Regions from separate parts of the Homo sapiens genome. Here region 2 is linked to region 1. A link is a loop called in an ENCODE intact Hi-C map of the cell type or tissue named here. Cell type or tissue: CD4-positive, alpha-beta T cell. All regions are shown on one strand.

Region 1 (4,000 bases):
CATAACATATTTTGATACACACATGCAATGCATAATAATCACTTCAAGGTAAATGGGATATCCATCGACTCAAGCACTTAATCCTTCATGTTACAATCCAATTATACTATTGTAGTTATTTTTAAAGGTACAATTATTACTGACTATAGTCACTCTGTTTTGCTATCAAATACTATGCCTTATTCATTCTTTTTATTGTCTGTACACATTAACCATCCCCACTTCCCTCACCTAACCCCCACTACTTTTCCAAGGTAATTATCCTCCTTCTATTTCCATGAGTTCAATTGTTTTAACTTTTAGCTCCCACAAGTAAGTGAGAACATGTGAAGTTTATCTTTCTGTGCCTGGCTTATTTCACTTAAAATTATGATCTCCATTTCCATCCATCTTGTTGCAAATGACTGAATCTTGTTTTTGTTGTTGTTGTTGTTGTTTTCCATGTTATCAGGGTACAGGTGGTATTTGGTTACATGAGTAAGTTTTTTAGTGGTGATTTGTGAGATTCTCCACATTGTTTCCCATAGTGGCTATACCAGTTTACATTCCCACCAGCAGGGTACAGGTGTTCCCTGATCACTGCGTCCACACCAACATCTACTGCTTTTTTGATATTTTGATTATGGTCATTCTTGCAGGAATAAGGTGGTATCACACTGTGGTTTTGATTTGCATTTCCCTGATCATTAGTGATGTTGAGCATTTTTTCAAATGTTTGTTGGCCATTTGTATATCTTCTTTTGAGAACTCTCTATTCATGTCCTTAGCCAACTTTTTGATGGGATTGTTTGTTTCTTTCTTACTGATTTGTTTGAGTTCGTTGTAGATTCTGGATATTAGTCCTTGGTCAGATGTATAGATTGTGAAGATTTTTCTCCCACTCTGTGGGTTGTCTATTTACTCTGCTGACTGTTCCTTTTGCCGTGCAAACACTCTTTAGTTTAATTAGGTCCTAGCTATTTATCTTTGTTTTTATTGCATTTGCTTTGGCTTCTTGGTCATGAAATCCTTGCCTAAGCCAATGTCGAGAAGGGTTTTTCCAGTGTTATTGTCTAGAATTTTTATAGTTTCAGGTCTTAGGTTTAAGTCCTTAATCCATCTTGAGTTGATTTTTGTATAAGGTGAGAGACGAGGATCCAGTTTCATTCTCCTACATGTGGCTTTGTTGAAGATCAGTTGGTTGTAAATATTCGGGTTTATTTCTGGGTTCTCTATTCTGTTCCATTGGTCTATGTGCATATTTTTATACCAGTACCATGCTGTTTTGGTAACTATGGCCTTATAATATAGTTTGAAATCAGGTAGTGTGATGTTCCCAGAGTTTTCATTTTGCTTAGTCTTGCTTTGGCTATGCAGGCTCCTTTTTGGTTCCATATGAATTTTAGAATTGTTTTTTCTAACTCTGTGAAGAATGATGGTGGTATTTTGATGGGGATTGCATTGAATTTGTAAATTGCTTTTGGCAGTATGGTCATTTTCACAATATTGATTTTATCCATCCATGAGCATGGGATGTGTTTTCATTTGTTTGTGTCGTCTATGTAAGAACAGCTGTTTGATAAAGATTTTTCTAATAGTGACATCTAGTGGCATCTGTTTGTCATGAAATGATTTTACTGGCAATACCCTCTAGTATAAAAGAGGTAGCTCCTTTAAACTTGGATGGTTTGCCCAGAATGACAGTAACGTGGGCTGCTGTATCTAATAAAGCTAGAAAATGTTATCTACTTGTAGAATTCCAATGAACCACCAGAGTCATACAGAGGAAATTGTCACCGGGTGGTGGGACAAGGCACAGGGATTGCCTGAATCCCTATTTGAGAGGCCATGGTGATTACCAGTTTCAGGGGTCTGAGAATTAGCCAGAGGCATAATTAGTTGGATTTGGAGGCGTGGTCTCAAGAGATCCCAGATCTGTGGGCAAGTGATGAGGACTTTTTAACGTAATCTTCTTTAGTTGTTGCAATTTGGGTGTGGCCTGGCTAGTAATTCTTCATGAGGCACACAGGGGCCTCTAAATTGCCAATAAACAGGATGAGCTGGATCACCCAGAGGTAATGGGGTAATCTGAGAGTTGGAAAAGAAAGGGAGGGCTGAATAGTCCACTCTAGGGGTTCCCATGCACTAGGAGGCAAGCTTTGTTAGGTCAGAATTGTGAGTCGGGATGGACAGAACCCTCACATTGTGCCAGCAGACCAATTTCATTCATGGCCCTTAGGATGGTATAGGACCTGTGAACAAGGTTAAGCAACATGACCCTGCAGTTGGATGGGGGCACCTGCAAGAACAGCTCTCAGGAGTCTATGTCAACAGGGGCTTTTTCAAAATTAGCAATGTGTTTAGTCTTCCTTCTCTGAATATTTGAAGAAATAATAGACCCATTAAACCATACCAATTTCATGGAGGAGCATGCAGGCCTCCTCAATAGTTTTCCACTAGACATCCTTAGCAGCAATGACCACATGGAAGAGTGAGCCAGACTCTAAGCCTTGAAATCAGTCAGTAAGGAAAGGGCTCTGGAATTCTTAGTGGTGGTAGAAGTTTTGGGTTCCTTATTTGAGGTTTCCATAACCTCCTCAAAAGTATTGGTCTCTTTATCAAGCCTGCCCTTGTGTTTTGGATGCCCTTTACCCTCTTTGGGTACCTCTGGCTCCAAAATATATAAAATCTAAGCTTGAAAGCAAAAGGATCTTTAAGTGAATTATGCATCTCAGGATCTTAAGTAATGTTGATGAGCAGCCTCATCTCTGGGGTGATGACAAAAGCTTCATGCCTGTGTTAAACACTCTCAGTAACTAATTGGCTCCTTTCTTTTTTATCTTTTGGAAAAAAACTGAGAATAATTTGAATTCCTAGACTCGTGATTTTAGGTGTTTCAGCTTTTAGTTCTTTATGATCTCTCATGCTTTTTCTGGTTCTTTTTATTGTATCTATTTAAGGTGTACAACTCTCACCTTTTCTGTTTAACAATAAGCAATCAGATAAGAAAAGGAAATAAAAGACATCCAAATAGTAAAGACAGAAGTAAAATTATTGCTGTTTGCAGGTGACATAATCCTGCATGTAGAAAACAAACTCCAAAAAGAGGACTCAAAAAAAAAATCTTTAGAACTGTGAAAGCTGCTGATGCTAAGACGCAATCACTTAAATCAAACCCAAATCAAAGTAGAGCCAGCAGATCATAAGGGAGGGGATCTCATGCTTGTATGTGAGATAACAACTATAACAAAGACTCTTTGATGGTCCTTCTGCACATATGACTATGATAACAAGTATTACAAGAACTATCTGACAGCACAAAAATTCTATATAAATTGTTTCTATGAAGACATCTCCCCAGCAACAGTGTCATCAGCAAGTAACTGCTCGCTTCTGCAGTGAGCCTCTGTAACTAGTAAACTTTGATTTTTTTCATCATCCTCTTTTATTTTATTAGTTTTGTAAGAATTAGATTTGACTCGTGGATGTTCTTAAAGGGAGCACTACCATAGCCCATGGAAGCAAGAATCAAATAAATGATCAAGTTAAGCTGGTGAGGCTTTATTCATCACAGGTTGAAGCCACTAAAATTTTCTGCATAAAGAGAGAACCACCAGTCTACATTCAACAGCCTAAACCAACAATTATATATTTATACATGTGAAAATTTAGCTTGTCCTTTAACTCTTTCTTAAGTTGAATTGTCAATTATGATTGCAGCTTTAAAATCAAGATACTTAACTAGCTGGCTGAGTGACTGGCCAAACCACCAATCAGGAAAATTGAATTAGTTAAGAGAAGAAATGCAATAAGACTTGAAGAACTGAATGGTGCCTTGGAGGTTACCTGGTTCAACCTTTTCCCTTAGCCTGGACACACACACACATACACACACACACACACACACACAAACACACACACACACACAGAGAGAGAGAGAGACAGAGAAAGAGAGAGAGAATATAAATTAAGACCCAGAACTGCAGAACTGGTAGGTGATAAAATCTGTCCAGGACCAAAA
Region 2 (4,000 bases), 440 kb before region 1:
GGGGCCTTATGTTTCCCAGCCCCATTACTTCTCCTTTCCAGCACTCTCCCCCTTGCTCACTCTGTTCCATAATGGCCTCCTTGCTGTTCCTTAGATACTGCTGCATCCTTTCACCTCAAGGCCTTTGCACTTGCTCTTCCCTGTTTGGAATGCTTGTCCTCCAGATGTCTGCCTAGCCCACTTCTGTCAGGGCCATCCCTGGCTACTTACTCAAAATTGCAGCCCCCACTCTAGCCTGTCTCTCTCCTGCTGCTCTATTGATCCCTTAGCACTTACCACTAGTGCATTTATCTTGTAATTGTTTATACCATGAGGGCAGGCATTTTTCCCTGTTTTGTCTGCTAGACTCCTAGTACTTGGCACAGAGTAGGCATTTGATAAATATTTGTTTACCGAACTGCTCTAAAATTACTACATCTGTTAACTTTTTAAATTCCCACAACAGCCTTATGAGCCCTGTTTAGTACATGAAGAAACTGAGGCACAAATAGGTTAAATAAATGACCCAAACTCACACAGCTAGTAATGACATAGCTGGAATTTAATTCCAGGCAGTCTGGGTCTGAGCCCATGTGCTCCACCACTAGGCTTCACTGTCAGGGTGTGGGGTGTGGTTTTCTGTCCCTGTGTTTGGGAGCTGTCACGTGGTCCAGGGACTCAGCAGGAGTTGGTCGCTGTTGTGGTCAGCTTGAGTGGACATAGGTTGAGCAGCCTGAGGTCTAGGAAAGAGGTTTCTTACAGAGCCAGCCAGGCAGCAACTGTTCATATGGTTTAATAGCAGCAATTGATAGGAGGCTCCTGCTGTACTCACAACTCTGATCTGGGACAATACGAAGAGGTCTCACTGGATAGCAGCTGATTACTGTAGTTTACAATGTGCCAGACACTGGGCTAAGTGCCTTCCACGTACCACTTTCTTCCATCCTCTCAACAAGCCTGTGTGCTAGATCCTGCTCTTTCAAAAGAAAATCTGATCCACATGTTAGAGTTTTACAAGAGGCTCAGAGAGGTTGAGTACCCTACCTCAGGCCACACAGTTGGTAAACCGAGAGGTTGTCCTCCAATGATAACATCTGTGGCATCTACATCCTACTACCCGCTCCCCCGCATTATTACACGTGATCCTCACCATAGCCATGCAAGTGACATGCTGCTGGCCTTGATTTATAACCCCAGAAGCTATGGGAGTTTGGCCCAGCCAGGCTATACTCTTGGGTCATTTCCTCCAGTGGGCACCTCTGGGGGCTTCTGGATAGCCTCTTGCCCTTGGCCTTTCACTATTTGCCCCAGTCCCTCCGCAAACCTTTCTTATCTCCCTCAACCATCTGCTGACCTAATGTTTAAGCCAAAGTGATAATTAACTGGACCCTCCTTTAATGTAAAGATTTATTCAAGGAAGACAAACATAAAAAATACTTGCTTTTATCTGCTCACAGTTTCCTTTGAGAAATAGGAAATGTCCTGTGTCCCCTCACCCCTGAACCTCCATTCCCCAGGGACCAAGGTGGAAAGAATGGGAGACCAGCAGTGAGGTCAGGGCCTCTGGCCTGCCTGTCCTGACTTCTGATCCAGAGCCTTCTACCAACAAGGGACAGCCCTCAGTTTCTCAGGGCCAGGATCTGGTGAGCCATGGAGGTATCTTCCAGTATTGGAAGGAGTGTGCATTGGCCTGGGGACCTGGCCACCTTCCCACTTCTGCCCCTCAGGTCGCAGATGAAGGTGGCCCGGGTTGACCTGCATTATCTGGATCACAGACCTGGGCATGCTGGGGTCAGCAAAGAAGAGCCCATTTGGCTGTGGCAGCTTTGTGGGCAATGGTGGGTGTGGTGGCTTGGAAGAAGGACAGAGAGAAGGAGAAGGGGCAGGAGGTGACCTAGGGCACAAGGAATCAGCAGGGGAGAGAAGGGCAGCTCTGAGTAAATGGGCTTCTGGTTTTCTCTCCCGAGCAGCGCAGGCTCCTGGCCTTTTCAGGCCTTCTTTGCCCACCTGTGGTGAGTGAAGGGAACTGCAACTGCGCTTTCTCTCCACTTGTCATGTTGAAGTCCACACCTGAGTGGACTGGGCCTCAGGTGGCCAAACAAAATAGAGGATGCCCAGTTACAGCTGAAGTCCAGGTAAGCAATGAATGGTTTTTTAGCAGAAGTACAAAAAAGTCATTCATTGCTTGTCTGAAATTCAAACGTAACTGGACATTTTGTATTTTTATTTACAAGATTGGTAACATTACCTGGGGTCTGACAGTAGCCTGGACGGGTCTTCTTCTCGTGGACAGCCTTGGTAAGAGCCTTCAGCACAAGCTGCCCTTAGTAGATATTCACAGGGCATGGGAAGGAGCTATATTTGCAGTAGGCCTCTAAGACCTTTCTGAGCCCCGGAATGCTTTATCCACCTGCAGCCTGAAATTTCATGATGAGTCTTTGGTCAGTTAATAAGTAGTGGGGAGCTGACTGGATGGAAGGCAGATTCATCTGAATAGGTATCTGATAGCAATTGATCAGATGTGTGGGGAAGGGCATATCCTCCTCAGACCTGGGAAGTGAATGTAATAAGACCCACTACACGGGCTTACTGTAAAGATCAAAAGATACAGTGTATGTGAAAGCTACTCGGCATATAGAAAGTGCTCAGTAAATACTAACTGATATCATTTTTAGGGCAAAGCACAGACAGCCGTGGAGAACCCAGAAGGTCCTGGGCAGATAAGGAACTCATCAAGAGAGAAGAAGATGGAACAGAAGGGGAAGGCATCCTGGGAAGTGGCCCTACCTCTCCCTATAGTCGTTACATTGCTGCTGCTGTTCTGGACCCCCTTGAAGGCCTTAGCCTTTACCCTGCCTCCTGTTGTCTGGAAGCCAGGCCCTCAAGGTGGGAGGTGGGGAGCAGGAGCAGGTGGCCAGGGAGATGGAAGGACTTGAGACCTGGGCAGGAGAGGTAGAGAGCCTGGGAATATCAGGACTTGGCCATGACAGATGGTGGGGCTGGGAGGAAGGAGGCATGAAAGATGCAGGAAATCATGGCTACTGTGAAAATGGAAAGGAGAAATATCTTTTAATATATGTGAATATCAGTATAGGATGAGGATTCTATTACATTTAGTATGAGAAAATACCATCTCCTTCAATGCCAGTTATAAATAAAGGAGATGCAGCAAAGTAAGAAGGTATAAACTATAAGAAGGGGCATAGCTATATAAATACAAGAAAAATACAACCAAACACCACCATTTGTGCCTAATTACCATGAATCCCAGAGATGGTAATAAATTCATGGCATATGCATTTTGCCTGACTAGAGTTTAGGGTGGCTATGACATTATACCCTGTCCAGGCAGCCTTAGCCTTCTGAGTGTCAAAGGCATTCTCTCATGCGGTCATTGGTAGCTAACGACACAGTGTTGGTGCTGAGCATTTGCTTTTTAATAGAAGGTGGTGGCCTACATGCAAATGACCATGAGGGAGTTAATCCTCAGCCTTTCCTCAAAGGGACTCTTGCACACAATTTCAGGGCCTGGGGCAAGAGAGCACATGGTGGCCTATGAACCATATGTCTAAATATTTAAAAGTCAAGCTAACAAACTGTTACATAAAATGTGTTCACTTCCTATCTTGACACAGGTACCTTTGTAACAACCTGGGAGGTCATGTTCAAATTCAGGACCATGGATTCCCCCATCTTGTCACAATTTGGTAGAAGGCTCTGGCCCTGTTCTGTGTCTACGACCCCTTTTGCCAACCGCCTTCTTTTCCCACTCCTGGCTCTGTCTGGCACCTTGAGGGGATGCATGAGTTTTCTATCCCTGCTATAGTAAATTACCACCGACTTAGCGATTTGAAACAACACAGATTTATTCTCTTATACTTCTGGAGGTCAGGAGTCTGGCTTGGGTTTCACTGGGCTAAACTCGTGGTGCTGGCAGGGCAGCACTCCTTCTGCGGCTCTAGGCGGGAACCCATTCCCTTTCCTCTTCCAGCCTCCAGAGGCTGCCAGTATTCCTCTGCTC

Evidence for each region. Peaks named below come from ENCODE experiments on the same cell type or tissue, not always from the same donor. Only the 100,000 strongest peaks of a DNase experiment are listed, where the experiment ranks them.
Region 2: it touches region 1 in a loop (3-fold over the local background); 2 of 110 quality-filtered maps call a loop at or near these places.

What each region holds. Positions count from the first base shown.
Region 1 is chr1:110,990,952-110,994,951 of GRCh38, forward strand. No RefSeq gene overlaps it. Among named protein-coding and RNA genes, the nearest start is that of LRIF1, 29 kb to the left of the region's middle. In CD4-positive, alpha-beta T cell, CTCF peaks have their summits at 1,559 (motif pointing left) and 1,850; a DNase peak (open chromatin) is centred at 1,580.
Region 2 is chr1:110,546,590-110,550,589 of GRCh38, forward strand. No RefSeq gene overlaps it. Among named protein-coding and RNA genes, the nearest start is that of KCNA10, 29 kb to the left of the region's middle. In CD4-positive, alpha-beta T cell, a CTCF peak has its summit at 1,954; no DNase peak of the experiment used is centred here.